Regions from separate parts of the Homo sapiens genome. Here region 2 is linked to region 1. Evidence: read pairs that join two places in POLR2A ChIA-PET (ENCODE). Cell type or tissue: IMR-90. All regions are shown on one strand. Each heading gives the region's core, and the rest is flanking DNA. Links, peaks and the distances in the headings are about the cores only. Region 1 has its middle 860 kb from the start of LINC01966. Region 2 overlaps TEX41 (testis expressed 41).

Evidence for each region. ChIA-PET counts read pairs that join two places held together with the same protein. Peaks named below come from ENCODE experiments on the same cell type or tissue, not always from the same donor. Only the 100,000 strongest peaks of a DNase experiment are listed, where the experiment ranks them.
Region 2: POLR2A ChIA-PET joins it to region 1 with 14 read pairs; 1 of 35 experiments calls an interaction of 5 or more read pairs at or near these places.

Annotation. Positions count from the first base shown.
Region 1 is chr2:145,738,019-145,754,633 of GRCh38, reverse strand. No RefSeq gene overlaps it. Among named protein-coding and RNA genes, the nearest start is that of LINC01966, 860 kb to the right of the region's middle. RefSeq lists an enhancer at 2,550-2,599 and a silencer at 5,404-5,483. In IMR-90, for the core only: no CTCF peak of the experiment used is centred there; a DNase peak (open chromatin) is centred at 9,313.
Region 2 is chr2:144,825,286-144,841,900 of GRCh38, reverse strand. All of the region lies in intron 2 of TEX41 (testis expressed 41), which reads right to left. Among named protein-coding and RNA genes, the nearest start is that of LINC01966, 48 kb to the left of the region's middle. In IMR-90, for the core only: no CTCF peak of the experiment used is centred there; a DNase peak (open chromatin) is centred at 6,770; H3K4me3 peaks cover 313 bases; H3K27ac peaks cover 599 bases.

The DNA of each region.
Region 1 (16,615 bases), core at 8,134-10,633:
TCTTGGAAATGAAATGAAAACAAAAACCAAGTAAACAAAAATCCAGGAAATCTAAGAGGAATAAATGTAGAGCTGGAAGTAGTAAATCAGAAACAAATGGAAACATAGTGCTGTGTTTTCCATTACCCACTTTAACCGAACTCTATAGTTAAAACTTTTCATCCAGTATCTTAGCAATGTGGTAAGAACCTGTAATTGGTTTATTACTGAAAATCAATGCTGTTAAAAACCCCCTTGTCTGAAAAGGAAATCTAAATATAAGACTGATACAAATGGGTCTTTATATAATTGTATTTCTTAATTGATGATACATAATGTAATTCTTTATTGGGAAGGGGCTTCACCTGCCTCTAGGGAAGGGGTGTTGGTTGGAGAGACAGAGTGAAGCATGTGTAGGTTGCAGCCCCGGGCCCAGGGACTGACAGGTAGCTGTGTGAAAGGCCTCAGATCCTTTCCGGAGGCACCTAGTCCCCACTCCAGCTCCTCCCCCTCTTTAACCACAGCTCCAGAGCAAGTTTGTCTCTGCACATAGAGACTGGCCTCCGGCTGTAGCAGGTTGCAGGAACTGCCAATGTAGTGCATTGTTCTTGAGTTTCCACAGTCCTTCCTTCTCTATCTCCATCCTTTTACAGCAAGCATTTCTCCTCTTGTAAACAAACAAACAAACAAAAAGAAAGCAGTAATTATTTTTTCAAACACTTTCCTAATATAAGTTCTGGAAACATCTGCCTTCTTTCTACACTTTGTAAGCACAGGTTTGGGGTCCAGCAAGCGGTATTTTAAAAGGGCCATGATTATCTGGTACTAGAAACAGCAGCAGCAGCTCCTAATTCAGATCTTTTAAATCGGTCTTCTCAGAATACATACATTTGGAGTATTTGAAAACTTGGTCCTCTGAGGCCTGTTCCTTCTTCTCCCTGGATCTTACCTTTAAATGGCTGAAGATATAATGCCTCAGAGACTTAAGGTGAGTGGAGATAGATTTGCTAGGTCCCAGAGTAATCAGAAAGGCAAAATAGCTTTGTAACTCTGTCTCTCTCTGCATTATTCCCTGAAGAGCAGCTGCAGCAGAGTGTGGACCCCGTGTTTGCACATGGCAGAAACTGGGCTGCCTCACATTTAAGGCCTAAGTTAGCCAACTTGTCAATGAATGCCATTAGTGCAGACGGGCCACAGGCACTCAGGGATGGAGTGGCAGGCAAGCTCAGATCAGCTAAGGAAGAGCAGGCATCGGGTGGTAACAACTTTCAGTCATTACTGACCTGGGCTCTATTCAAACCAGTGACCTAGAAATGAAGGGCTCCAAATCCCATTACTAATTCCCCGAGCCATCAAGTCTCCCCTATGGCCTGGATCTTGTCCTGAAACCCAGGTCTCCTGTTGAAATAGCATTAAGACAGCAGCCACTGCGTTGGCAGGCAAGGTTTTTAAAATAAAGGGAGGGGAGGGAATGTGCACGTAGAGAGTTGGCTTTAATTATTACTTTAAAGTTTTTCAGCTCCTTTCAACCTAAAAACCTGAACCTTCTTTAAAGTCACATGCTTGCCAGCCAGCACAAAAATGGTGTTCAAACAAGCACAGCTTTTTTATTTTGTTTGAATGGTGAAAATACACAAGCCCCCTCCCAAATCAAGGAATAATGAGAGGAAACCAAATGAGAGGAAGTTGTTGGAAAGCAAAGAAAGAGATTAAATGAGTATTGCGAGGACAAGAATATTTACTGCCAAAATAAGAAAAGGAGCTAAATGAAAGCACCCTTAAGCCGCGTTCTTCCTCACTTCTTATCTCTCTGTCACTCTCTGAATCCCTCTCATCAAAGAGGGACAATTATTTTTAAGTAAAAATGTGGGATTTTTGTCAGTGAGGTGAAGCCCATGCAAAGTGAGCTGGATTAAAAACTGCATGTAAAGTTCTGTCTCGTGTTTTAAGCCAAAAGCTCCAACTTTACAAACTGTCCTGTAGATGGGGCTGTACTCTGCAATTCTAAGATCACTGCCTCAACAATGAAGCAATTGTTTCCTGTCTCCACTTAGCAATTCCTCCCTCTCTTTCAGTTCTTTCTGCTTGCATGTTCTATTTATTTTAATGTATACCTTTGTGTAGAGCCTGTCTCTGAGTGGTTAGATACCCCGTTGATATGTGGCCTTCAAGGGGGAAAAGGGAGTGCAGCCTATTCCCATGACATCCTAAGGCTTTGTAGAGCCAAAAAAACCTTCTCAGGAACACCTAATCCTTGGGCTCTGTCCAAGTACCACAATCTCTCTGTACAACTGACATGGGCCACTTGGGACACTTGAGAGTTTTAGGTGTGTCTCTCTGAAGTCAGCCCCGGCCAAGCATGAGGCAAATGTGCCCGACCAAAGAAAATAAATTATGTGGACTCCAATTTTCAGCAGTTATGAAGTATTGAATTACACATGCAAAGAATTCACTTTGGGATTAACCCTTTGGAACCGAAACACAATCTTGTCACAATGCCTGAGAAGGGAGCATGCTCTGAGTGAGGCCTGACTTTCCAAAGACACAGAGGTTGCTGACCAGGAGACAGAGATGCTCAATGCAATAAGAATGGAGATAAATGCAAATGTCTTATGTGGGCATGGAAGAGGGTATATGTCGGGGTTCTGCCCTGTCTCTGGATAGGCTGTTGCTGGCATTGTAAAGTTTAAGGATTCACTGCAAAGGCCACTTCAGCACTTAACGGGAATGCATCTTAGCATAATTCACACAGTCCCTGTGGCTGCTTCTTCATTCAGATTTAGAGAAGTGGTTGAAAGCCACTGGAACTTGACTGAAATCACAACTACAGAACCCCTGAAACGGCATTCATCCTCCATGACTCATTGAGCGATAGAAAAGGACATCCTGTCCTACCCCTTTAAGAATTCCTAGTTCCCCATAACCGTCTGAAGCACTAAGCTGTGAGTACACGACATAGCTGAAATTTAACACATAAACCCTGGAGTAGAAAAACAAAACAAGGCCATTTGTTTTCCCCTATAAAGCTATTTATTTACCAAATGACCATAGAAAGCAAACCTCCAACAATAACAGGAAACAATCAATCTTGAAAAACTTAGGGAAAAATTTTTTTGGAGCAAAGTTAACTTTTTAATAAAGTAGGTGTCTTGGGTATGCAAAGCAGGATGTCAGGAAACAGGCAACCTTGCCCCTCTTCCCCTCAGGTTATTATCAGAAAATGTGTGATCTACAGGAGGGACACTGTTTTGGGACTGATAAGCTGTGTCTACATAAAGATCCCTCACTTATTTCACATGTGCCCTGGAGGAAATAGAACTGTACAACGATATCCCTGGGAGACACTGTGGACCTCATCCACTGCCCTCATATTATCCAATGAAGAAACTGAGTTGCTCAAAGTTGCAACAGATACAGCTAAAAGCAGTAGGACATTTTATGTAACTTATTTCTAAAACAACAAATCTCTAATCAGAGAAATATCTCTATGTCTCAGTTGCTCTTGCCTGTTCAGAGGGATGATAACTATCTTTTCAAGTACTTGCTATTTTGAGTTATATGGAATATTTTGAGACACATGTAGAGATCTGCTAAAATGATTTGAGTGATAATAACTGGGTGTATGTGTGTTAATATGTGAGAAAAAAGAGAAAGAAATGAATGAGAGGGAGAGATAAAGACAGGGAAATAGATGAAGTTTCTGACATCATATGATTGTTGGGTGGAGTAACTAATAAAAGTAATTGCTAAGCACGGTGAAATTAGACTGCTGTGTAAAGCTAAACCAGGATGAACCAAAATTTGCAAATATCATGAGACTTTTATTTTCAACAGGTGGCATTTTAGAATGCAAACTAGTAGCATGCAAGTGAGAGCGCGCTGTAAAGGGGAAGAGATGTGGGGATTTACACACTTAGGAAATCGGGGTGACTAGAAAACAATGTTTTATGTTTGCAGTCTTACAGATCCACTTATTGAGAGGAATGGCTGATTAGAAATATGCTTAGAAAATGCTTCTCTTATTTTTACTGGCAGAGGGTTAACGTAGGTTTCTACTTACAAGGTAAGAAAATCTGCTGTGAAAGGAAAAAGCCAACTGACACTGCTTGTGGACAAATGTGTGTGAGCCAAAAACTGAAATGAGGCAGGCAATAAAACCATATCAAAGCCCACCCGTTGCCCCTATCACAATATTCTTACCAAATTGTCTTGCCTTTATCAGGCCCACCCTCACTTATTTACTGAGATAAGAAAGAACTTTTTTGCTGGCAAGCACCCCAAGTTTGATTTATCATTCACAATAGGAAGACTCTGCCAAGTAAGCCTTCATAATTCCCAGCCCTTAAAATTATTATCATCATTGGGTTTAAAAATAAGGCCAGAGGTGGTGGATGTGTACGCAGTATGACTGGAAAGAAGCTGGTTTGTTGAGGCTGGTTCTCTCTGCCAAAAAAGTATCATAAAAGAGGTGCCTAGTTCATGTCAGACCTAAGGAAATATTTTCCCCAAGCTGTTTGCAGATAGCACGGGGTTTGTGTAGTGTGACAGTTGTCCTAAGAATATATTAATTCTCCTAAACAGGAGGCGCAGACTCAAGCATCCTCTCTGAATATAATGGTGATCTTATTTGCCTGACCAAGGAATAAAAATGTTCAACCACAAGACATTTCCAAAAAGGTTACTGTAATTTTGTGGCAATGTGAATTATTCTCTACCTGTCAGATAACTGATCAACAGCTACCTTTGAATATTAACAGGGTATGAGGAACTCAGGAATTTTCCCACAGTGAAGACTTAAATATAATCCCAACCCCACTTCTCCCAATCCTACCCCTTGCAAGAACTGTATACTTTTTAATGGTTTAATGGATGCACAATGAAGGCAAAATTGAAATGTGTGATGCAATAAATTTAGTGGAAATCAAAGATAGGTTTCCAGAAATCCTAACTTCCCAGCTGTACTTCAAAGTATTATAAAAGGGGCCAGATCTCAGATTCTCCCAGTTTAAGTCTTCACAGCTTTAGTTTGAAAAATAATTTGATTTTAAGTGAGAGCTTCCATTGGACATGTGCAGAATTCAGTGTGCACGTGTAATTTCGAGGTGAAGTTTTGGCTTGTTATCATTAAAAATAATCTTTAGTTTCTCTTTTTGTCTCCTTTGTTTGTTTGAACATACAGTGAAAAATAGCTGTAGAACTTTTTTGGTGGAGTGCACATATTATTTTTTTAAACCAGACAAAGGCATTTTGACCAATGTGTATTATGAGAGCAGATTTTATATAAATATATATGTATAAAATAAGCTCATTTGCACATGGCTCAAGGGAAGCTAAACTCACTATAGAAGCTTCTCTAATGTTTAGTTCAGCCTAGTTTTCAGATTTCAATATGTGTAGGGAAAATAAATGCAAGTGGAGAATAGTATAGGGAAGAGGGCTACATCCTGTAACTTGCATTTGTCTTGATATGATGCACAGAATAGAAACCGACTGAGTTTCTTTATCAGTCAGATACAGACCTGTTGACATTCTATCACAAGACACTGCCCAACAACAGCACACTTCCTTCAAAATGCCACTGAAACCAAAATATGTGACTCTTACTGTGTTTAAAACTATCGATGCCTTATCAATCAATGTATCTATCTATCTACCAATCTATCTAATCTATGTATCATCTATCATCTGTCTATCCTCTACTGTCTATAAACCTATTAATGCTCTTATTAATTCCAGAAATGATATACAGTAACTTACATAAGTATGTAAAATTGCAACATAATAAAGTAAAATTAAAGATTAAGTGTGTTTAGGGAACAGAACAAAGGTAAAATAACGGTAGGAAAGATAAGAAAGAGTCACAAGCGAGGTTAGTACATAAAATTTGTTCCCTAAGGGATTTTACACTTGCTAGGAGTGTCTAACCAATTAGACTGTATGCTTTCAGAAGCAACTGTAAATAAAAAAAAGTTACAAACTATTTTATAATTCATAGTGTCATAATATAATAAAATAGTTTTTCAGGAGGAACATAATTATGCATAGTTCTAGGACTAGAAAGAACTTTCTTTCATGAGGCCTCAAAAAGAGGGCAGAAAATGTAACCAATGCCTACCAATAGTATAATTCTCCAGCACAAGTTTCTAAGAACAACTGGACATAGTCTCAACATTCTTACAATATAATCACTCCATTCTCTGACTGATTGCTGGATACTCTTCAAAGGACTCAGCCCTTGAAACTCCTCCTCTCTGTCTATTTTCTCATCCCTTTGGTGGTCTCATTCAGATTGCAGATGTTAAATATCATCTTTATATGGATGACCCTAAAATGTATCTATCACAGGCTTCTCCCTTGAGCTCCAGACTCAAGATTTCCATTGAGTCTCATTGATGCTCAATAGGCATCTCAAACTTAATTTAACAAAAATAAAATATAGTTTTATCCCCCAAATCTGCTTCTTCCCCAAGCTCACCTTTCCAAATAAAATGTAACTCCATTACTTCAGGTATTAAGGCCCCAAACTTTACAATTATCCTTTCTGCCTCATTTTTTTCATACTGCACATTGATAATTTCTGTTAGCCCTTTCTTCAAGATGTCTTACATTGGACCACTTCTTGCTACTGTCATTGCCATACCCCAGGACCGAGGCAGCATTGCCTCTCTTCAAGAACATTTCTACTTTTCAATCATTGTATCTATTCTCTGCCTATTAGTCAAGGTGATTCATTTAGTAAATAACTCTGATCATTTCATTACCTTTCTTAAAACTTTCATTTGCCTTTTCACTCAATTTTCAGTAAAAAACAGTGTTTTTCTTCCCCCGATGGCTTACGCAGCCCTACGTAATAGCGCCTTCCCTGTTTTCTGCAACCTTATCCCTAAGCTGATCTTGTGATTGCAATGGTGACTTCTTTGCCATTTTTTGAACATGCCAAGCACAATCTCACCTCAGGGCCTTTGCACTTATTCTTCTGTCTACTTGGCACATTCTTCCCCTGGAAAATCTCATGACCTCGCTATGGATCTCTGATCCAAAGCTACGTTCTCAGAAAGTCCATAATTGAGTGCTCACCTCCCCTGACAACAACAGTTTTTTCTCTTATCATGTTTTATTGGTTTTCAGAATACTTAGCATTAACTGATGTTGCTTTTTACCTCATTTATTTTCTAGATTTTATACTCCATGAGGGCAAAAATAATATTTTATTTTAGAACAGTTGATCAGTAACTCTTGTTTACAAAGACTAATTGAAATCAATGTTCTAATTTGACAGAATGCTTCCAGTTCGTGGCAAGACCATCGTATCACCATGTGATGTGCGCATAATCAAATGCCTGTTTCTATGTTCTCAGTGCTAGGAATAAGCCTCGATGACTTTTAATAAGATCAAAGGCAGTGGGGATAGACAAATTTATTTCCTAAGTCATTTCAGGACAAGGGCTATGGTTTCCCTGTACATATCACAGTGTGTACATCAAATGTCCTTTCTAGTATGTCAAGAAAGACATAGGGCCAGACAATCTTGGAAATCAGCGTCAGTCCACCTGGCAAAGTCCTAAAATTAGCAAACTGATTTCTTCAGGCATACACAAAAGTACTAGTACATTTTCTTTTAATAGTATTGTCTCATACAGTAGGTCTATTTAAGTAAGTAAGTATCTTTACTGCAAGTCTAGATCCTTAGAAAAATGTTAAGTGGATAGTTACCTGAAATTTTTGTTTAGGAACCCAGAGATTAAACTTAAATCACAGCGGGAATCAGAAAACATAAAGGCATGCACTTGACTTTTAATTCTATTTCTCTTTGAGAAGTTTACTTGGCTTTTATGATATACTCTATTTACTTTTATATAGTCGAGCATACTTAAGGCTCTGCTTCTTTTACTTCAGCTTAATCAAACAGGAGAGGAAAACTGAGATTCAGGCATTTTTATGTATCACAGATAGAATAACTGTGTAGTGTTTCCTAATATCATTTTCTCCCTCCCTTCACCTCTTCTACCATCCTTCCTTCTTTCTTTTCTTTCTGGTTGCCTTCCCTCTTCCTTCCTCCTTCTTTGCTTGCCTGCTTGCCTTCCTTCATCAAATATTGATTAAGCATCCATTATATAAGAAATGCATTGGTTTCTAAATATACACTTATGAAGAAGACATAGTTCTTATTCTCAAAGTATTCACAGTCCAGAGACAATGTCAGGTGTATTTCTGGTACACAACAGGAGGAACACCTAAGTATATCAGGTGACGACAAGAGGAGGAATAAATGTTTGAAAATTTTTTCCAAGATGAATGGAGGGAGTGTAATGGACAGTTGAACAATAGAAATCACAAGCCAGCATAGTGTGTTCAGGCAAATTCTCAAGGTAAAAGTGGAACATTGGTGACTGAGGAGAGTAGCCATGGTTAAGTCTGGACAGTTAAGCATGAGTCTAATTATTAAAGATAAGTGACAGAATCCCAGCAAAAGTATTAGGTAATTGTGGTTTCTATTAAGAATACATGGGCTGCGTGGGGTGGCTCACACCTGTAATTCCAGCACTTTGGGAGGCTGAGGTGGGTGGATCACCTGAGGTTGGGAGAACGAGACCAGCCTGACCAACACGGAGAAACTGTCTCTACTAAAAATACAAAATTCGCTAGGCATGGTGGTGCATGCCTATAATCCCAGCTACTCGGGACACTGAGGCAGGAGAATCGCTTGAACCCGGGAGGCGGAGGTTGTGGTGAGCTGAGATTGCACCATTGGACACCAGCCTGGGCAACAAGAAGGAAACTTCATCTCAAACAAACACACAAACAAACAAAACAAAAAACAAAAAACAAAAAAAAAAAGAAAAGAAAGAAAGAAAGAAAAAAGAGTACATTAATAGGCTGGGTGTGATGGCTCATGCCTGTAATTCCAGCACTTTGAGAGGCCCAGAGAGGTGAATCACCTGAGGTCAGGAGTTCAAGACCAGCCTGGCTAACATAGCGAAACCCCATCTCTACTAAAAATACAAAAAATTAGCCTGGCATGGTGGCTGGTGCCTGTAATCCAGCTACTCGGGAAGTTGAAGCAGGAGAATCATTTGAACCAGGAGGCAGATGTTGCAGTGAGCCGAGATTGCGCCACTGCACTCCAGATAATCTGCAGTTATCTCCAGATAACTCCAATAATCTGCCTGGATTGGTCAATGCTCTGCATCATCAGTGCTTCTAGGTATTAGAGATCTCAGGCCATTTGAAGCTCAAGTATGGTCCTGTTGGTAGACAACTATATTAATCAGAGACTCAGAACACTAATATGAGAGGCTGGGGTTTAGAAACCACAAGCAGCAGCATTGCTCAGAAATTCTAGCCATGGTATGACTCAAGCATCCTTGAATAGAATGATAAAGAGTTTGACATTTCCTCTGTGGACTGTGGACGATAGGGATTCATAATGAGATTTTAAAGAGGAGAGTGAATTGACTGTGTTTGCATTTTAGGAAGATCAAGGAGAGTGGCTTAGTTCTAGAAAGGAATAGACAGAGAAGAGGAACAAGTTAGGAGACTTGTAATAATGAAGGGAAAGAAAAATAAACTGCAGGATCTCATGGAGTGGCAGCATCGCAAGGTGTAGGTGGAGAGATAAGAGAGAAGGTACAGTATTTAGAAGAGTTTATGCTCTGGAATCACACAGGAGGCCTGTGTTTGAAATAGTCTCTGAAACTTACTAGCCCTTAGTTAGCCTCAGCGTCCTCATGAGTAAAATGAGGATAATGCTAGTGTATCCTTTTTAGGTTGTGGTATGAGTTTCTTGAGGTTAAATGAGAACATTTGCACTAAGAATTTAGCAAAGAGCCTGATATGCAATAAGCATTCTGTGATGTCAGCTTACATTATTTTTCAATTTTGTGGTACATCACTTGCTGGATGGGGAGAGCAGTTAAGTAACTGCTCTCATTCAAGCAGTCATGTTCTCCTAGAATGCTTAATCTCTGCTGGAAAGTCTGAACCAGATCACCTCATGTGATCATCATTTCTTCATGTTCCCGGGGGAGATAAGAAATGTACAACAAAGCTAGATGTAAACACATAATGGTTGGAATTCCATATGATTCTCATTTTGGAAGAAGGCACTAGTTAACGACATGGCTGCATCCTCAAAAATAATATTTGAGATGCTCAGATAAGAATGATTAATTATGGGCCGGGAATGGTGGTTCACACCTGTAATCCCAGCACTTTGGGAGGCTGAGACGGGCAGATCACTTGAGGCCAGGAGTTCAAGACCAGCCTGGCCAACAAGGTGAAACCCCATCTCTACTAAAAATACCAAAAAATTAGCTGGGTGTGGTGGTGGGTGCCTGTAATCCCAGCTTCTTGGGAAGCTGAGACAGGACAATCACTTGAGGCAGAGGTTGCGATAAGCCGAAATTGCACCATTGCACCCCATCCTGGGCAACAAGAACAAAACTCTGTCTCAAAAAAAAAAAAAGAATGGTTAATTATGATATCAATATTCTGCAATGTAAAGCATACTTCAAGAGCATTTCCCAACTCTATGTCTTAGAGAAAAAAAGTGAAGAGACTTCCCAAATAAGTGATGCTAAAAGGCAGATTCTCAGAAACTTTATCATACCTTGTTCTTATCATGACAGTCCTCACCTTACATTCTGTGATAAAGGGTCTAAACAGGTTACTAAAACAGAAAGTTTGGAATGACAGAAGGGAAATCTATGAGGAAGAAAGACTCATGCTATAGTAATTTATCTTGATTGACACATTTTCTTTTCTTTCATGTCCCCAATGAGACCTAAAATCATAAACATGTTTGCTTCTCCTTTCTCTCCATAAACTTCTTCAAAGCTAGATCTTTATCTGTTTATTCAATAACAATTTATGTACCACCTTCTGTTTTCAGCACTATGCTAGGCACAGTGGTGTCTACATCTAATTAAAAAATCATTTATCCTTCTCATGATGTCAGAGATCCAATAAGAATTGGTGTTAGAGTTTGTATCAGTTTAAAAATATGATATAGGTTAAATAATTTTGAAGTTCTTACTGTTTCTAACTGCACTAGGGGCATTCTGTTTGAAGGTGTCATGATGTTCTTCCACAGGTTTAGATTTCCCAGAAGAAAAAAAAATGTAGTTTTTAACGTTGTATTTGTTTACTATTTGGGATTTTCCTTCCTCTTTCTTTCTTAAAAATGTTCCATGCCAAGTGAAACTGATAGAGAAGTTTTTTTGTTTTTCTTTTTTTTTTTTTTTTTTTTTTTTTTTTGGTTGTTGTTGTTGTTATTGTTACATGGTGCTGCCTGAGAAGGCAAAATAATTGCAGTAAATGAATTTTTGGCTGGCCAGTTTGAGTTTGTCATACACATAAAAGGTATCATCTAAGGAAATACCCAGGCAGGAGTGAGGAAGGAAATGAAGAGGAACTGAAAGAAGCTGCCCTCTCATGGGAATAACTTCTCCATTCAGCTGGATTCTTTAGGTCCCTGTTGACATTCATCCTCAGTACACTTCTGTCAAAGTTATGCTGCATTAGAAATTACTCACTGTGGGCAAAATAAAACAGCGAGAGCTACAACCATTGCACTGAGTTCAAACTGAACTAGAAAAAATAACAATACGTTATACTGTGGAAAGAAAATAAATTATTTTGGAAAGAACCTTAAATGTATACATAAGGTCTTTCCTATTTCTAATTGCTACTTTTAGATTTAACTCTGAATTCCAAAATACCATTATATTTTGCAGTAGAAAAATTTGTCACTGCTCTATATTGACTTAATAATCATAAATGTTGTATCTTCTATATTGTTCAGGGTACCATGGTAGGCCCTGGAAATTTACAAGGGAAAAATATACAGCCCCTGATCTCGAGAAACTCACTGACAATAAAAACTTACTAATGTTTTAGAAATATTGTTTTGGATTTTGAATCTAAGTCATACAAATTATACTGTAGTCAAATAATTAATAGGCTGAAGTAATTGTTATGATGCCTTAATAAATTGAAAACCTATAAATTTATCTCTGGCAATTTCTACTTCTGAGAGAAAGAAACACAAAACTTTTCCAATTGTAAAACTATGTATCATGTTACTATAATTTAAAACAATTTTTTTTTTTGCCGTGCATTATGTTATGTCGACTTGTTCAATCAACGTACAGAATATAATTGTGAGGAAAAATGACATGTACAAAATGAAGTAGTGAAATTGTCCCGGTATAACTAAAATAAGCAACTTACAGTTAAAACTGTAAATCTAGGCTCACATTTCCACTTGACTCTTTTTTTTTCCTTCCATGGAAGAGGTCAATTAAGATGGCAATGACAGCCTAGGATTTCAGGTTTTTGTAGGTTTAAAGATTCTTATATTTTTGAAGCATTTTTCTTTTCCTGATTATGGCAACCTGGAGTCTGTAATAATGCAGATATTAATATTGGACTTTCATGAAAGCACTAACCCTGTTAACACTAAATCTCACCTTAGGCTGTGCCTTCAAATTAATAAAAAAAAAATGTCTAAGCCGGATGTTTGAATAAAACCTTTGCCATGATTGTGTATATGTTTTAGGCAAAAAGTATTCTGTTGGCCTGCATTGTTGAGCTAATGGCCTCAATCCTCCACAACCTTTGCATATGTTCCAGCACAGCCATTAGCCAGAATGGGTAGCTATTCGGAATTATTTTTTTTCTTTTCCTGTGAATAGCTGCTCTTAAGCTGCATCTATCTAATAACTATTCATAAACAGCTCAGTTCTCATTCCTTCCTCTTAGCAGTAGATCTCCATATGAAGAACTCTTGCTAAATTTAAAAGTTTCCTTACACAGACAGAAGGGAACTCAAGGCATATATTCACAAGTCATACATGTCAGTCAGCTTGGCACACATTTAACACTACTTTAAGTGTAGAGTTATTTTCTATAGTGACTACTCCTTTTCTTCTTTCTTTTTAGTCACAAGTTGGTTTCTATTCTATAATATTTTTAAGAGCAATGTAGTTTGCTCTTTGAAAAGAAGAAAATGGGAAGATAACATTTTAGTGAATATATAAACAGGGACATAACCTGTAAAAACTGGATGGAGATAATCAAAGTTTAGAACATGTGAAGTGTTAGTTGGGACTGATTTGAAAGATTAAACTTGTCAGAATGACACAAATCCAGAACAATAGGGAGCTCCACCAATCAATAAAAGGGATCCGGCAGTGGAAAAAATGAATGTGAGAAAAGTATTGGAAAATAGAAACCACGAAGAAAGAAACTGACATTGCTTAATCTAGAGGAGAAATGGTTTGAGGGAAACAATAGAAATTTCATCATATGAAGAGTTATCTTATAGATGATGGAGTCCACATGTTTCCCTGTCCCCTTAGCTAATATGGAGCTATGTGAAAACAGAAATTTTAGGTTAATTATTGTGGCTATACAGAATGAGCAACCCTAAAATTGTTGATCAAGAGATAGATATTGGAAGATTTACTCAGCCATGCAGATTGACATTGGGCCAGGTACCCACAGAACTTTATTAAAATTAACCCTCAAACCAGAAGCCAAGATTTTGATGGCCCCAAGCATCACAGATATGTATTCATATATGTATGATATATAAATTTTTTAAAAAGAAAGGTATTTGATATCTATCTAGTTAAGATTATTTGGGATTATTACTCAACCTTTTTCTGTATCTGAGAATGGCCATTTTCCTCATGCATGTTTCTTATGTTTTTCAGTGGTTTCCACTGAATACCTCCATGAACCTAGATATCTAGGAATAAATTCTCATCTGGTAAAGCCCATTTCTCAGTAAAAGCAAGAAGCTAGGTCACATTTAGAGTAGTAAGCCTTTCTTAAGAATGTAATATTACTGAAATGTATAAGATAAATTTATTATTATTAACTGATATGGTTTGGCTCCTGTGTTCCCACCAAAATCTCATATCAAATTGTAATCCCCACGTGTCAGGGAAGGGACCTGGTAGGAGATGATTGGATCATGGGGGCGGATTTCCCCTTTGCTGTTCTCATAATAGTGAGTGTTCTCTCACGAGATCTGATGTTTGAAAAGTGTGACACTTCTCCCTTGTGCTCTCTCTCTCTCCTGCCACCATGTGAGGAAGGTATTTGCTTTCCCTTTGCCTTCTGCCATGATCGTAAGTTTCCTGAGGCCTCCTACTCATGCTTCCTGTTAAGCCTGTGGAACTGTGAGTCAGTTAAGTCTCAGGTAGTTATTTATAGCTTGTGAAAATGGACTAATACACTAACTTTCAATGAAAGCTAGATATTTTGAGTGATTCATCACTTTTTTGTGAAATGGCACCTTTGATAGTGAAATAGAAAATTAAAACAAGATAGTCATTAGAGGCAACAATTTGAATAGATGATTTGAGGTTATTTTTTTTTTCAGTGGAATCAGGTGATGATTATGAGTCTTTTATTATATAATGTTCACAGAGAGATATAACATTCAAAATAACACAATCAGAAGCAAATACTATATGCACTAATTATTTATATCAAAAGTGACATTGTACAGTTCCATTTCTGGCTTGGTGGAGTAGCCCATCAATTCCATTGACAATAACAGAAAACTCTACACAAATTATTTTAAAAAACAACAAAAACAGTAATCTTAGGATACCAGTAACTAAATAAAAGTATAAAACTTTTGCATGGGAGACCAAAATTATAGAAGCAACTCACATGAGCATGAGTTTCCTCTTACTCTTCTTTTTACTCATAACTGAAACTCCAATGAAACAAATCTTCTTGAACCACAAAAAGCAGAAAAGAGGACCCAGTGGGTTAGAAGGCATAGGTGAATCCCTGAGACATGAGACTCAAAGAAGGGGATATGCTAATTCCGGAGACAACTATACACAATTCTCAATTTAACCCATGAACTATGCATTTTTGGAACAGCAATGAACCTGTCTCACAGGTTTTGAGAGCTGAACTGAGGTTTGAACCTCCTTCACAAATCTTACAATAACCCTGAACTACAAATACAATGCATAGATCCAAATCAGCCTAGCAGAAAGTGTGAGAATGAACTGAGATTTGAACTGAGATAGCTCAGACGACAAGGGACAAAATTTACAATCTGAACACAACGAGGTTGGTTTGTGGTAAAAACAAATTTACAGTCTCTACAGGATTATAACAAGACTCAGAGTTCGCACAATATAACATTTGCAATATCCAGAATATTATTCAAAATTACCTGGCATAGAAATAACAATAAAAATGTGTCCAAATCTCATGGGCGAAAATTCCAAAATGACCCACAATTCGGAATTATCATACACATCTTTAAAATAAATAATGTAAATATGTTTCATGAGATAAGAAAAGATAACAACATATAAGCGTAATCATAAATATTGGGTAATCATTTTTGTTGATTTGGAAACACTATTATATATAGACAAATATTCTAGATCAAGCAGAAACCTTAAGTCAATGTGTAACACAATCCTGATAAGTTTTGGTCAGAGAATGATTCTAGAATAGGTTACAGGTAATTTCAGTTTAGGGGAAAGATAAAACCAGAAAAGTTGCATTTTAAACTCTGTCACTAGAGGGACCAATTAATGACAACTTTGTGACAATTTTGGACCTTTCCAAGTTTTAGTTTTCTCATCTGTACAAATTGGCTAATCTGCCTATATCACAGGTTTATTTAGAAAACAAAATTACTGCAATTTTCTTGGACTATAGATTATACTCTACCAGTATTTGATGGTGTTGCCGTTCACTGAATATTTGGTGCTGAGTCACTTGCTTTGCATATCTCAAAACTCTTTTATTAAATTAATATTATGCCATTTTACAGAATTCTATATTGAATCTTGCATAGCAAGGTGACCTGCCTCCAAATCCTCTATGTTGATCCCCTGTGCTATGTGAGCTGCACATCTGGGAGGGCTTTCTGGGAGAAATAACTCTGTGTGTGTGCATGACAGTAAGAATAGCACCATCGGGAACGACAAGTCTTTCCAAACAAAATGAACTGAACAAAGCTTAAGGCATGTGGTGCAAAAAATGATTTTGTTTAAATCAACTCAGAAATGAGTCAATTTACACTGCTTAAGAAAATGAGACCTGCAGTAGATTGTCTAGCGTTAGAAGATATTGTTTTTGTATCTAATTGTTTTAGTGTCTCTTCCTGATTGAATATTTAAAGAATGAGCAAAGCTGATTATAAATGTAGGTAAATTCATTCTCCATGATACCATCTGAACAGGGAAATAGATACTTATCTCTATCCTCCTGTTACAATGCTCTCTCTCCATCATTAGAGTTTGTTCCTTGGGTTCACATATGTCTATCAATTTCTGTGCCAAACCTGCACATTCAACATATCTTTCCAAATATCTCAGAGTCACTATTATATAAGAGACTATAGATTTATTGGTAGTCTGGACTGCATGAGGATATTTAGAATTCAGAAAGGAAAAAGTGCATCAGAACAAAACAAAAGGTGCATTCAAACATAGGGTGCTGTAATCACAAGAACCACTTATGACGAGCTTCACCTCCCTTTCAATTTGGATAATTTCACATTCAACTTCTTTGTTAGCCACTTTGATCTTTCCAATGATAAGCAGAATAGAATGAGATGAAAAAAGCTAAACAATCAGGTTCTTCA
Region 2 (16,615 bases), core at 5,707-8,206, 910 kb after region 1:
ATTTGTCATATATATTAAATAACTAAGGGTATAGTTTGTTTTATACTATTTATGGTCCATTAGGCAAATTTTTCTATTCCTTTCTTAAAAAGAAAAAAGAAAAGAAAAAGATAAATAGGGCTTAAAATGGAGCAAAGCATATGTTCCCAGATTCAGGGATGTATAATATAGGCACTCCATATTTCATGTTATTTTCTCCTCTTAATATCTTTGAACCTTTGCCTAGCTCCTTAGTCAACATGTGATTTTTGGCTCATTGACAAAGCACCACCAACTGATCCCCAGACTGAATAAGACTCTGAAACTTCACCTGCTGGATCCTCACATCTATTCAGATATCCTTCTATTAATCTCTTCTTTACTGCTAATAACATTCCCATGGTAGCTTTCCAAACAATCTCTCCTGTCTTTAGTCTTCAACCCCTCATCAAATCACTTCATTCTCCTTACTCCAACTTCATTTCTTTGTTCACTGAGAAGAATAAAGTCATGTGATATTTGTCCTTAAATTCCATTTCCTCCATCTCAAAACTACTGCTAGGACAAACTTTCTCGCTTGCTTCCATCCCTTCATTTTTAGGGGAAAAAGTATAAGAGATTTCTAAAATTTACTTCTATCTCTTGTGCTTTGTCCTATTTGATCCCACATCTTTTGTTCATTCAGTCGTCCATTCATTCAGTCATTTGCTTGCTTGGTCAGTCAACAAATACCTACTGAGTATACATGTATTACATGTAGTTTAAAGTGAGAGGTAGGTTATAATACCTGATCTGTCATTTTCTAGCTACCCAAGCACAGTCAAGTTTCTTAATCTTTCTGCCATTCAGTTTGCTCAGCTGTAAAATGAGGAATACCTTCTTCATGTACTAGTTTGAAGATGAAATAAGAAATGGCAGATTAAGCATCTAACACTGTGCTTAAGTATATAATAAGCTTTACGGCTAGCAAAATGGCAGATTCTAAAGGTATATAGCTGAAAAGTGTTGTTATGAAGTATATATACATACATATACATACATATATATATATATATATTTAACTTCCTGAAGGTTCAATTAATGCAACATAATATGGAATAAAAATAAGTGGTATAACTATTTTAATTGAACAGTAATATTTATCCCTTCATGCAGATTTTATTATTGTATAACTGGAAAGTCCAGTTTTATAATAAATTTTAAATTATAATTAATAGAAACTGATAGCCTAAGTACAATTATATTTACAAAAATCCAGTGTTTCTATGTTATGTAATGACGATTTAGAGATAAAGAGATTTCATTCATAATCACCAAAAAAATGTAAAACACAAAGGAAAAATTTGACAAGGAAAATATTGAATGTATATAAAGAAAGAAATTAAGGTTTGCCAAAGGATATAAAGTTTAGAATAAATTAAAATGTAGGCCCTTTTCCTGAATATTGTAATATCCAGAATATACTGAATTCAGAACAAATCCCCAATGGGATTTGTTTTGAACTTAAAAACAATGACACAATGTATCTGAAAGAATATATAGGTGAGAATAGATGTGGAAGTCTGAAAAGTACAAGCATGTGATGGGAAACTTTTCCTATCACATATTAAAAGGCATCATAGAAGCACAATAATTAAAATAGCATGGAACTTTCCTCAAATCAGCAGACAGAAAATGGAATACAATAAATACCTCAGGAACAAATCATAATTCATACATAAAAGTATCAAATGTAAGAAAAGTGACCTAATCTATTAGTGGGAAATATTAGTTAATAATTAATTCACTATTTAGAACTTTTAAAACTAAATTACATGTCTATCCTATAAAAACTTGACTGCAAAATATTAAAAGGAAATTCTCACATCAAATAACACGATTAAAATGCAAGCAATAGGCCATGAAAATATTTTACAGATTTATTATAGTCCTAGCATGTAAATCCCTCACGCAAATCACTAAGTAAAGCCTAAAAGCCTAATTACATAATCAAGTTACAATAGGAGTACAAAGTGGTAATAAGAATGTGAAAAACAATGTGCAGATTTATTAATTACAAAAGAAAAAGAACTGTAAGATACTCTGTCAAAATTAGAAAGAAATAGTGTAATATAATATTCCATGTTTGTTGGGGTTTAAATGAATACGCTGCTGTTTAGAGGGTAAGTTAGTACGTGTTCTTATTTGTTCACTTATCTATCCATTTGGCAAATATTTTATGAGCATTTACTTTTTGTAAGAAGTTTTTTAACTGAAAATTTTATATCAAACGTTTTCTAAATGTTTATCTTTTTTATTCCTGAAATTACTTCTACCAATTATTATCCTAAAGAAATAAGCAATGGTGAGCAAAAATATACATGTAAAAAGATATTTATCATAATTTTAATACCACAAAGTTCAGACTCACCTAAAAGCCCCAAATTAAGAATGACTAAATAAATGTTTACCTCTACATAGATTCATTGTATATACATTCTTCATGAAAATCAAATGTTTCAATAAATTTTAAGAACCTGAAAATAATGGGATTGCATACTGCATATAGTATAATCATAATTTTGTGATACACACACACACAAACACACACACACACAAACATACATCCCTCAAAGATTAAGATGGGTTATCACTGGATGGAAAATTAAAAGTTGTTCTTATTTTCTTTTCTGTATTGCTTTCACTGAGAAATGTGTTACTTTTATCATCAAAAGAAATACTATTTTTAAATCCTATGAAATAATAAGGAAAGACATTATTCCCCTGAAAATACGCAAAGGCCTCAAAGGCAGCTTTTGGACATTGCTCTATCATTATATCTTCTCTCTTGGATTTTTAATCTTTCTTCTACTAACAAATTGGCTTAGGCTTCTCTAATTTAAAAATTACTTTCTCCTGTTCCCTTGAGCTGGGCATATATTTCCTACCTGTTGTTGCTGCCAGATTTCTTGAACAAACAGTCAACCTTTCCTTTCTCACTTTGTCACCATCCATGCATCTTTTTCAGAATGGCTTTTTACTTGAATACTTTTCACCAATGACTGAGCCTGCTCTATCTCGGATAAGTGATAAATTCATTTATTTTTTATTTTCTTCATCCTTGCTATACTCTTGCTTTGTCTGTGTTGTTTGACTTTGGTCATCTTTTCATCATTTTTTAATCAATACTTACTTCGTTTGTTGTTGTTTTTTTTCCTCTCATTCTTTAAATCAATGTTTTTCTGCATATACTATCCTGAGCCACCCTCTCTTCTGATGTCCTATATTCTTTTCCTTGAAACTTTCACATACTTTCACATCTTTAACTATTACCTGGATGCATTTAACTCATAAATCTCTGGTTTTCATGCTGATTCTCTCTTGAACTATATCCCCTCCTTTTCTTCAGCTGTGTGGGTTGAGTTTGCTTGGGATGTCTGGCCACCTGAATAATGGCCAGACATCTCAAGCTCAATACTTCTAAAATCAAAATATTCAACTTACCCTTGCAATTTCTTTCCTCATGTGACTTCCTGATATCTATTTAATTTTCCCAAAGCTTTAATGCTTGCCAGACTCAGAATTCTAGACTGCATCTTTGTATTTTCCCTCCTCATCCAGTAAGCTGTCTGAGGTTGGTCAATCTTTTTTTTATATATGGGCTTTCATTTCCTTTCTCATTCTTTCCAACTGTTATATAACTACCCCTACCTTAATCTGCTTCTAAAGACATAAAACTCTGGTTTAACTTCTTTCACACTGTCCTGATGCCCAAATCCTGGCCACTAGTGGTGCAACACGACTATGATTTCATCACTATCTACTCAAATATGCCCAATATCCCTCAAATTAAGTAAATGCTCTTTACCTTAGCATTCGAGATCCTCTGCAATCCAGTCCTGGCCTTCTTTTTTTTTCTACTACTGTAAGGTGTCTTACGCTCTAAGATGGATCATGTTCTATATATGGGCTGCCCTTTTGGAAACTGATTTAAAAAAAAAAGCCTCCCTAAAACACCCGGAGTAATTATCACCTAACAGTGGAGCCCTCCCTGGCCATGCCCTCTAGCTTCTTATTTTCCTCACCTTTATGGCAATTACTCTATTCTATTGGTTAAAAGGAATGAAAATGCCCTTCTCCCAAGCTATACTGTAAGGTCCTGGAGGAGAAAGGCTGTATTAAATTAGCTTAGAATACACAGGATAGTATGTGGCATATTTCCAATATCCAGATACTGAAAAATGCATCGATAAATTTACAGGCAGAAAACTAATACTTTTTGGTCATTATTGTATTTATGTATTTCTGCTAGTAATTGGTTTGCTGGTCTCCTGTGTAAGATTGTTAAATCCTTCAGAACAGGAATCTTATTCATCCTTAATAATAGATAATCCATTCTTTAAGAAAGTCTAGAAAATCTGCTATATAGAAAAAAATTTCACCAGGTATTATACCCTTGCCTTGTTTTCTTTAGAAGGAGGTATATAGAATTTTTAAAAAGTTATTTTTTCCTTATGGTTGTCAGTGATTAACCCATAATTCAATCTTGATGATTAGTGTGACCATTAGGGTTAAAGCTATTTCTTTATCCAATTAAGTCTTTGCAGGAAAACATAGGTAGATGCATAAGTTCTTAAAAATAGGCACAATTAGATATCTCAGTGGTATATGAATCAGGTAACTCTTTTAGGCAGATTTTTGAAGGGAAAAAAAAAAAGCATCAAATGACCAGTCATTTCCCTGAACGCCTCTCTTATTTTAATAGCTATTACTCTCATCCCATACTCATCTCCCCAGAGATACTGTGTTGCATTCTTATCCTAAGTCTTCCAGAAATTAAAGATAAATACAAGTCTCAGAGTACCAACAACATTTCTCTTTGAGACCCTTCTTATTTGTTAAACCAAAACGGGGTGACGCCAGAGGCCAGTCTTGCCTGCATCAGGTGAAGCCTTCCCTGGGTAAATCTATTACACAAGACTATTCCCTCAGTCCTGAGCCAAAAGAAACAAGAGTAAAAGCACAATAATATGGTAATATCATTCCAAGATCCCAAAAGTATCTGTAAAACCTCAGCTGGAAGTTGATTTAACCTCTTTGGTATTGTCATGTGACCCCCGAGGTGGTACCTTCCTTCTCTAAGTGAGTGGAGCGATTACCATTACCCGTGGAAGCCAGAGTTCCCCAGTGACTCGGAAGAGTCTTGAGAAGGGATAAAGTTTCATAGCTTATTGCAATTCTTCCAGCACTGAAATCTCCTGGAGCTGGAACTCATTGAGAAATGATGAGGCATTTGAAGCTGCCTGAAATAAGGGCTCTCTACTCAAGTGACTGGCTAGTCCATAGCCCACCTGAGAAAATGATGAAAAACTGTGCTCAGGAAAAGAAAAAAAAAATCCAGCCCTACAATGAAGCAGAGACAGCAGTTACGAAGCTGACTTAGATTTAGGCTTGTTGAACTCTTTAGATTCCTAATAGCCCATCCGCACTGGAGGTTTTCAGTGCTGCACTAATCTTTTAATTTCTCCCCTCTGATTGCTGTGATAACTCCTATACTCTGGAAAAGATAAAGAACTGAGTAAACAAATCGCCACTCTTCCAATACCAGAATAAATGCATTACTACAGATTTACCAGATCTTACAGAAATCGTCTTTTCCATAGTGCAGTCTCCCCATGGAATCTCTCTCTGGGCGGTTTCCCACAATGCAGAGTAAGGGGGGAGAAGTTCACTTACGGGGACGTAACTGAAGCTAACCTAGAATTTGGCTGTCATCCCACAAGAAGCAAAACAGGAATGACAGGCCCCCTTTGCATTCACAAAATACTTATTGCCACATCTGAATGGATTTTCAAGTGTAGTGGTGATGCTGGGCTCATGAGCCTCCCTCTGTCTGGCTGCATGAGTTACATACCCTGTGTATTTTAAAATAGGCATCACTCAATCAAGTTGGTGATAATGGCATCTTGTGAAGCACACTTACAGCTATGGGACAAGCTACATGAGCTGAGGAAGGCTCTCAGCAGATGCTGTTGGGGGAGTGGTGAAGAACACACAGAGGCAGAGGGAGTTGTAGCTACAACAAAAAAAAAAAGGAAAGAAAGGAACATTCACAGAAAAGGAAAACAAACAACTGACTCATACAAAAATGGTAAATGAAGGAACTAAACACCTCAAAGACAAGTTGGTAATCAATTAAGATGCTGAGGTGCAGCAAGATGGCAAAGGCTGAGGAAATGACTTATCCTCTAGGAATGCATCTTATTGCCTGTGTGGACATTAACCTGGCTCCAGAGAGAGATGCTTTTATACAGTTTGCCCACTTGAGGAAAAAAAGGAAAAAAAAAAAAGAAAAGAAAGAAAAAGAAAAAAGGAAAAGAAAACCAGAAACAGAAAATGGATGTTTAGGGCAACTTGTAAGCCCACCTGTGAAGCCACTATTCTGCTGTTGGGGACCTGCTGCCTTCTATTGGTGTCCCTCAGTGGGCACTGTCAGCATGGAAACAAGCAACAAGCTGCCTCCAAGAAACAAGAACAAATTTAAAAGAAACAGAACGATCTGGCGATTTTTTTGTAAGAGCATAAATGCAAAGGACAAAATTAATGGGTTAGAGAGGCACATTCAACTTCTTCAGAACTGTGAAATGAGGAGCAGGGGGAGAGAGCACGGGACAGAGAAAGGGAGGAAGAGCTCTAGAGAAAGAGGAGAGCCTACTAAAGAAACGAGCCCCCCTGTACAGACAGCCTGACGCCAGATGGCTTCTTCTAATAAATATTCAACCTTAACTCTGTTCCCATGTAACTTTGTTGTAAAGCTGCCAGCACACCCACACAGATCTGGGCCAGCAAAATGATTACAGTAGTACAAACAAAATAGTGCAATAGAGGAAACAGACAGACAGGGTCCTGTCCACAGACAGTCAGGGCTGGAAGATGTGAGTTGATGGGCCTTTAGATTTAATGCCTCAGAACTCATAATAATAAGTGGCATCGGAGGAGGGGCACCTCAAAAGCCAACAAACATTTAACTCTTGTCTCCGCTTTGCTTCGGGTTTCAGCGTGGAAAACATGTTCAACTTTTTCTTCAGAGATCACGAATGAGATGCTATATCTTAAATATTACTTTCCAACACAACCTCTATGTCTATATTTAGAGTAATAACAACCATACTGAATTCCCCCACCACATTTACTTTTTTAAATTGTAGCAATATATGAGACTGTATTTTAATAGTTACCTTACCAGTTGCATAATAATAGATGATTCACCATAATTTTTCTTTATAAAACAGAGGAGTAATTCTCTATAGAATCATCTGTGTTTTCTTCTTTCCACTCCCCCACCACTACCTCCCCCAACTTGCCTGAACTATTATTTAAGTGCTGTTTAAACATAGATATGGATACCTCTCCATTCTGGTGGGGGTGGGGCAGTATGCGTTTCAGCGTTTTGAGGAGGGGATAATTTGAAAAAAAATGATAGCAGAATAAAGTGTCCTATTAATGAAGTAATACATGAAAATGTTGAATCAATTAATGCCAAAACTCAGCTTGACGAAAACGGTGATATGGTGAAATATTCTAGAAATATATACTTTGGAGTATTTGAAAATATCATGTTAGGAACAACTACCAGAGAAAGATATAAAGCCTCTGTGATTTTAGTTTTCAAATGATATATATGAATTGCACTAAACCAACTTAGTAATGAAATATAGCTATTTACAGCCAATCATCTAAAATGCTTGGCATAAAAATGAGATTATAACCTTATTTTATTTTCCATTTTTTGATCTCATATCTAAAATTGTCCAGAAAAATAATCCCTAAAAGAGTCCATCGTAAGCCAAGATTTCTTTTACCTCAAAATCAAAGATATATTTCATGGGGCTATCTCTGAGCACTGATAACTGCAGGAATGAAGATGTAAGAAAAACTAACAAAACAAAAAAAAAATTAAATACTTACCAAGAGCTAGATAAGTTTCGTTAAGTGCATACTGTTGTTTTGACAGTTTGAGAATCTGCACAGATTTTACATTTTATTACACTGACATCAAAAGCTGTATTGATAGGAAAGGACCACATTTCTAACAAAGAGAGACAGATAAAAATTAGCATTTATCTTCTGGTAATATTGAGCTTTCTAATGGTAAATCATAGTATTTTCCTTTTTGTGCGGAGAACTCTCTCAGGGAATGGAAAATGCATTGGAAGGTTAAGGCTTCCCAATTAGGGACATGATGGAGACTAGTCCTTGAAAAGATGTGTATAAATTGCACACATGAAATATAAACAATGCAAACATATCTGTATACAAAATATGCAGTTGTGCATTCAAAAAGGGTAATGGCATGCAATAATGGGAAATTATTTGAACATCTGTTTGCACATTAATCTGCATATTTTTGCACATGCAATCATCCATTTGCATCAGCGTATTTTGCATGTCACATGCACACATTAGACACCTGTTATTAAAAACTAGGTCCACAATGTGCTGCTAATTCCCTTGAATATAATTCCATTTTTACAAGATTTATCATAGAGTCCAAAGGGTAGTACTTTTTTAGCAAAGTAGACAATATACACAGGATATTAGTGAAACACTTCTCCTTTATCTATGGGTGGTAGACTACAAGATTCAAAGAGGGAACCAAATTAGTACTGAATGAAAGCAAAACAACATAGCCAGAGATGAATCATGACACAATCTAGCTCCTCCTTTCTGGTATAAAAAATGATCAACCACTGAAGAACAAATTGAGATGTCATCTTCATCAACTGTGCCAAGCACCATGTCTGCTTTGTACATAGTATGTGGTCAATAAATATTTGTTAATTCTTTGGTTAATAAAGGAATATATAATTTAATTAAATGTCACATTTAGCTAATAGTTACAGGAGTTAGATGATATACCAAGCTCCATTTGACTACTTTTGCAGGCCTCTCTCAGTTAACACATTTGAAAAGAGCCTTTGAGGGAATATTGAGAGACTGAGCTAAAAAGACTGGGCTCTGCTACTAACTAGTAATGTAATCTTGGACTAATTTCTCTAATTTTGTAAAATAAGAGACTGTGCCCAGTCGGCAAATAGGTGGTACATATGGTGCTACTCTTCCCTTCTTTAACTGTGGTAGACATTTAAAAAAATCAACCCCGGCACTTTTTTCCACTGAGTCTGGACTTAGCCATATATTATTTCTTAACACAGCTCTCCAGGCAGCCACCATCAACTGATCAAATCTGGCACACAAGATGAATCTATTTCTTATCCAGGATTATATTATCTCTAAGGCCCCTTCCATAAACTGAATCAAGAACTCTGACAGACCTCTACAATCTATGTTCTTAGGAAACTATCTTAATGATTTGGTTGTTTTCTAATTACAAGGTATGAAATATGCTTTAAAACTAGTTGAACACTGTTAGAATTGGAGAAATGCTTGCTCTATAGAGAATTTCACTGTAATAGTATTTTTAATGGATTTAACCCATAAAATATGCTAAAGTAAAGTAATGTTCAATATATTTCCCTCTTTGGATTATCCATAAAAGTGCTTTCTTCGAGGCAGTTATGCAAAGTGGATCAGGAAAGCAGCATGAAGCAATACTTTGTGCAGCACAGCCTTTCAGTATGGGAAGAAAGACAGCAGCCGTGGTCTCAGCTTCTGCCAGACAGAGCGTTGGTGGTGTGAGAGAAAGCACAGAAACCTGGAGGCACATTAAAAGGACATATTCAGACTCCTCAAGTAATATGGAAAAATGGGAAGCAAAAGTAGCTGTCAGTGAGGATGGTTTTTGAGAGAAATCCTTGTGTGATAAGCATTACAAACAGCTGAAATGAATCCATCAGAAGTCTGTACTTAATGTTTGCTCTGTGGCCAGCACTGTGCTATGTTCTTAGAGAAGTACAGTAGAGTATAATACAGTGCCTGTTTTTGGAAAAGTTGTATTCTAGTTGGAAGACACAAAACACAGAACATTATAAAGCTGCTCATAAGCCAAGGATATGCCTTATTTCCCAGCTACATCTAGACCCGCTTAGATAACATTTCAATCAACCACATCACTTTGAATGGCATGAGCCCAACAAAGAATGACCTAGGCAGTCTTCATGTGATAGCAAGATGTCCCTTTTGTTATGGTCTTGTCATTTGGGTCCCTTTTCCTAGCTGTTTATTATGTCATGCCTCTTCATTCATTCATAATGGTGGTAGAGACATGTCCTTTTTGACTGCACAGCACACATTCCTCCTGTATCTAGAATGAGTTGTTCTACTTTGCTCTGAAGAATTATTCTCCCACTCAGACTCTTTGTGAGTAGAGAGAAACTGACCCTCACAGGCTAGCTCCAAGGGTGGGCACATGGTTGAAGATGGATAGTGACAGCCCTAGGATTTTCTAGGATCGGTGCAAAAGAGAAACTCAATGTATGACTGGACAAGTTGGTGGCCACAGGTAATTGACTAAAAATAAAACCAAACCAAGGGAAGTTGAGTTGGGAGATGGAAGCCAACCAGCCCCTAGTGGCATAATGTGAGCCCCAGGATGCAACGATGTCTGATTCTAGCTATATTCCTGAGACTTTCAATTAGCCAAGCCAATACATTCTTCCTTTCCACCCACCACCCAGCTTAAACTAGTTTAAGTTGGATTTCTATTATAAGCAATCAGAACAACCTGGCAAATGCAATCCACACCACTGGCATGCATGGAGGAAGTCAGTGGGTCCCATTTAACAAAACCCACGCAAGAAGAACTTAAATCACGTTCCCTAAATCATGTCACAAAAGTCAACAAAAATACAGAAAGCAAAGGCCCAGTTTTAAAGAAAAAAATAAGTTGAAGAGTCACATCATTATAAATTATTTTCTACAACTATTCCTTGACCTTTGTGGGGACTGCTCACCAGACCCTGTTTCTCTTCACCATTGCACGGGAGCCTCCTAATATGCTCTTCTGTAAAATACAAGAAGTGAGATGACCATCATAATTGCCCTTCACTGCAATCTTCCCTCGAATGAAGATTATTTCAAGTGACTAGCAAAGAGCCTTTATGAAAACAGAGTATCTAATTATTGGGAAGAATTCTCAGAATTCCAAGAAGTTCCTTTCTAGATCTGCTATGGAACTATTCGTGTTAATTCTCAATTTAGAGCCCCTTCTCCTCCTGCATATTTCTCCTATGAGTCCAGCCAGCTCTCACTGTGTCCCTCAGAGGGAGATGCATAAGTAATGCAAACGTCACCTCAGAATTTGGAGTATCTTAAGGTCATCTCAGGATACTAGCAGGGCACCAAGGTATTAATTCCTGACTCCAGGAAATAATTTATGCAATGGAAGGATCTAGCTGGTGAAAATAAGTAATAAAGAAACAACCAAGATGAGGAGGGGTTAAGTTTCTCATGCACAATATCTGAAGAGCTACCTAACTGAACCACCAGGTCCTTAGCTCACTGCCTAACCCAGGCAGTCACTCTGCTGTTTTAATGAAAGTTAGCTGTGGGAACATCTCCATCACAGCATCCCGACTCCTGATAGCACTTTTAAACTACGCATTTGTTCTTTTTAGTCTACTTCCTGTTTAGAAATCGCTTCTATTTTAAGCGGCATGTTTACTTTTTCACCTTTTTGTAAGGGGAATTGCATTTTATTAGTTACAATCCAAATACAGCTAAATGAGGAAAACTCAATAAAGGGGCTGAAAAAAAAATTCATCCAATAAATTTGCTGTGAAATGCCAAGTTTGTGGCTGTGCCTGCAGTCATTTTAGTTATAAGACACATAGTAGGAAACAGTTTTGGGGTTTTCAGCCATTAGTTTATAAATTGAATAAGATAGATGTGTTCATTCATATGAAGTAATGTAATTTTTCTTGGGAAAGTTTAATATTATACAAATCCATTAGCATATTTACAAATTAATCTTCCCTTAGGAAAAAAAGATTGAAGATTTACAGAAGGAAGGATTTTATTACTTTTAAAACTGCATTTTAAAGAAAATAAAAGAAAAAGAAGGAAAATTATATTGAACTATAAATGCCTTTTTATGACTAACAGTTTTCTAACACCAAAATTTATGAAAGGAGAGGAGAATAGATGAGAACATAGAAAGAGTTTTCAAGGAGCTCACAGAAATTGCAACTCCTATATCACAGATTGCAAACTCCTATAAAATTAAACCTGTTTATGTAAATGCAAGAAATAGCATTAAATTAATTAGACACTTAAGGCTATTAATGTGAATTTCCCCTGGATAATTTTTTGTCTAAATTCTCTAGCTACTTGTTCTAATTTTTGACAAGATGGGATATAAACCTTCACAACCCCAAAGACAACAATAAAAACCTGTGTTCATTTCATTTCTTCCTCAAACTCTCCATGACTTATTAATGAACAAGTAACTGATGACATAATTAATTTCCAAAAAGCCACTGTCATAAAATTTTCCTACAACAGCAGAGAGAAACTTGGAGTGTAGGGTAAGGGAAATCTCAATCTATATGCAAATATCAGATATATTATAAAAAGGTAGAAAAGTTACTTGATTTTCCTCCAGATAGTCTCCATTTTGCTCATCAGTAGCACTTACTTTGTGAATGTCCTTTTTATTAAGGAAGGGTTATATGGACTTTCCACACAAACACAGAATGTGGCATAATATTAACAGCAATCTTATGAATAAGACGCAAATTTTAATGATTTCTTAATAACACTTTTTGCAATATTTCTAACTATGGGTAAAAAATTGAAGTATTAGCTATATTAAGATATTCTTCCACAGAAAAATATCTGTTACAATGATTTAAGAACACATCATACACAATTCTTCAGGTTGAAAGTCATAGAGTAGTAATAATAATAATAATGAATAAATACTATTCATTTGTTGATCACCTCCTGTATTCCAGAACTGTATTGAATGCTTTAAATATATTGTCTTATTTAATACAGACAGCAACCCAATCAGATAAATACTGTGATCATTTGTATTTCATAGAAGAGAAAATTAGGCTTGAAGATATAAAATATCAAAGACATCCACATAGTAAATGACAGAATCCAGGATGAAATTTCAATTCATCTGATTTCTGTGTCTACACTCTTATCCTAACCCTATACTTTGAAATTCAAATGATATAACTTATTTCCCAAAGTTTGCCAACACATTTAATAAATGTAGTACTAATATCTATTAAAACAATGTCAGTGATATGAACCTCACTACCATTATTTAACAACAACAGTTATTAGAATGTTTATTTCCATTACATTCAACTGAATTTTAATTCTGTAATGTATACTACCAGTTCTGTGTTGGTTTTCTTCATCTTCTGATTTTTGTTTTTCTTCTCTGGAAGAATACACTATAACTGTGCTATCATGGCTCCCATAAAGCATCTCATTTCCAGACTAAACATCCTCATTTCCAACCACAGTTCCTCAAAAAACAGGGGACTCACTGTTCTTGCAAGTTCGCTCACTGTCTTTTCTTCTTCCCCTGGGCCCACTGGTCTTCCAAGGATCTCCTTAAGGGGACTTTAAGAGATTTCTTAAGGAAGGACATCTCTTCCAAGAGGATCTTAACTAGGCACAACCCTCCATAAGGATTTGATCACCAAGAATAGTAAGTCTCCTGATTCTTAGCTCCAATCTCTTTCATCTCAAAGTTCTAACATTATGTGTAAAGACATGTCAGTCACATTCTAAGATTAGCTAGAAGATGTATCACTTGCCATATTCACAATCCTTGAGTGATGGTCTTGAAATCAACCAGAAATAAAGAAAGAAGTGGTGTTTTCTGTCTGGAGTGGCCCAGACAAATTTCATCACAGTGATAGAACAGAAGCCCTTCCTCACCCTATCTATGGGGAAAAGAATTGAATTCACCAAATTTCACTGGAAATACTTGAAGATTCATCTTAAAGGACTGCCAGAGAATCTTTTTACCTGGATTGACATACCAAATTTCTATCCCAGTGATGACGGAATCAAAATTTCAAGGAAGATGTACATAAGCAAATAGTGTGATATATGTTTATAATGCATCTCTGCTTCAATTTTTCACTTCATATTAACAGATGAGGTAGAAAAAGATCTGTTGGTTTTCTTTATTCAAGAAAGAATTGGGAGCTGGAGTTGCTAAATAGCTTTTTTACATTTCACCCAGTAAATGGCAGTGGAGCTAAGAAAAAAACAAGGTTGGCCTTCTAGATTAATACACTGTTCAAGCTTCCTCTCCTGAAATGTGCTGCAGTCCATCACACTTAACCTACACTTTCCACACCTCCAGAAGGAGATACCACAGATATACCTATTTACTTTGGCATGAACTCAAAGAAATGAGCTTGCAAAGCTGATCCTTTCTTTGTGCATTAACTTTAATTTCTCCTTTCCACGCATACACTGCAAGAACATCAGGTAGATCCATTTACTTCCACCCCCTCATCCCACTGCTCCTCCTAAAGTGACATATTAATTATGGCTCGTTTGAAATTTTCTCTTACAAATGTAGGCTCAGACTTCAACACCTAAATGAATTATATATACACTGCGCAAGCCTGTTTGTTTCAGGTTTCTTAAAAGGAGAAAACGAATGCAGAGTATTAATCATCAAACTGATGTCCCTGATTGAAAAATAAATTATTTAAATGAGTAACACTCTGGCTTTTTTTAATATGCTACTTTCTAGAAATTTTTTTCAGCATTGCAAGTTGAAAAGGATGAAAAAAACATAGTATACTATCAAGATGAAACAAGAACCAAATTAAAAGATGTGTATAGCACAATCATAGTCCATCCAAACTGTTGGGTCATAGTATACATTGCTTGCACAGTCATCAACCAAATTTATTGAATAGTAATCCAAATTAGCTGTTAAAAAGGTCTAAAAGTCTAGACTGATTGTTCCGGACCTACATTTATCTTCTTCACACCCCAGAACTATTTTACCCCTAATGTAATATTTTTTAAAATCTTATCTTTCCGGTGTACAGAGTGGGGAAGACAAGCGGAAAGGCCATAATATGTGTTTATCCAGTCTATATTCACTCTGTTTTAATTTTCTGGGGTAAAATTCCTTATGTTTCCCATTTTATTTCAAATCATATTACAGATATATCATGCATAAAACTAGAATTATAGGAAGGAAACTACCAACAAGGAGAAAGATACAAAACTCAAGAGGGGAAAAAATCACTTTATAGAGAATGTAAGTAGCCTAAGTAGTCATTGAAACCACCTCCTAGAGTGTACATAAATCAGAGGAAAAAAAGATAAAAATACCCAGTGAGAACAATTTATTAAACTCAGTGGGCACAAGAAAGGCATTCAATGATAAGAGTTATATTAGTTAGGGGCGGCTAATTGCTTTTTAAAAAAATACCAGACTGAAAATAATGGGTAATGGTGCAAATGAAAGAGAATTTTTGCTATTTAAATAATGGTACTGAGTGGATAAACATGTTGATAGACCTTCCTCCATGTAGTCACTCGAGTGAGGCTAATGCAGGCTCTGCCATATTCAACACATGGCTTTCATAGTCACCGTGGAGATTGGCTCTTTCCAAGACAGCAAGTAAGAGAGAAGAAAATGGAGAAGTGCTTGCAGTGGGTTTTAATGAGCCAGGCCTGGATGTGATATACATCTCTTCTCACATTCTATTAGTTGGACCTTGTCACATGACCACAAGTAAATGTGAGAGAGGCTGGGAAATGTAGTTGTGTGATCATGAAGAAGACAAGACTGGATTCTTTTTTTAATGGGTATCAGTCTCTGCCACTGTCTGCCCTATTGGCCACCATAATCATGTTATTTCTTCCCACACATAGAACACATTTAAGAATATCCTAAAAAGAGACAGTCTACTTATTGCATCTGGCTCAAAGACCATGGGTCACAGAGTTATTCTATTTCTTTCTATTCAAGCTTGAGGTGGCTTCTTGTGATCCCATGACCTGTGAACTAAGAAGACAAGTTCTTTCCCTCCTCTATGTATACTTCTACATCAATGGTAAAGCAGAAACAAGATAACTCTCACAAAGTTCCCAACTGTGAAAAGAGGAAAAGGGTAGACATACAGCAATCATAGATCCATTCCAATTATGAAATCCTGCTAGGCAGGAAGAGTGAAACCCCAATTCATCAGAGTTCAGCAAGTTCTAAGTCCCTGATTCAACTCTTCAGGAGAATCTACTATGTCCATTCTTCTCCATTGCTCTGACTCTACCCTCTGGGATGCTGTTTTGGTTAAAAGGTTTGTTTTGTTTTTTTTTTCTTGTCCATTATCCTACATGACCATATCTGAAGTAAGTACATTTTTCAGTGAGCACACTTTCAGCGACAACTTTCAGATATCAAAACCATTGCTGTCCATTTTCTGCCTATGTAAGTTTGGGGAACCAAGGGGTGTTTCATAATCACGGAGTTTTGTAAAACTGCAATTATTATTTTACTGGAAATGTGCTTCCCTTAAACTCATAGCTTCTGATCTATTTGTTTCCACTCAGTTCCTCGAGTCAGTAATCATCTACTAAATTCTTTTTTCAGATTTAAAACTTACACCTCTTGCATTGGCTTGTTTAATTGTCTGTTTATTATCTTTTGCTTTCTAGAGCTCATGTACCTCTCTCAACCTAATGGTAGCTACTTTAG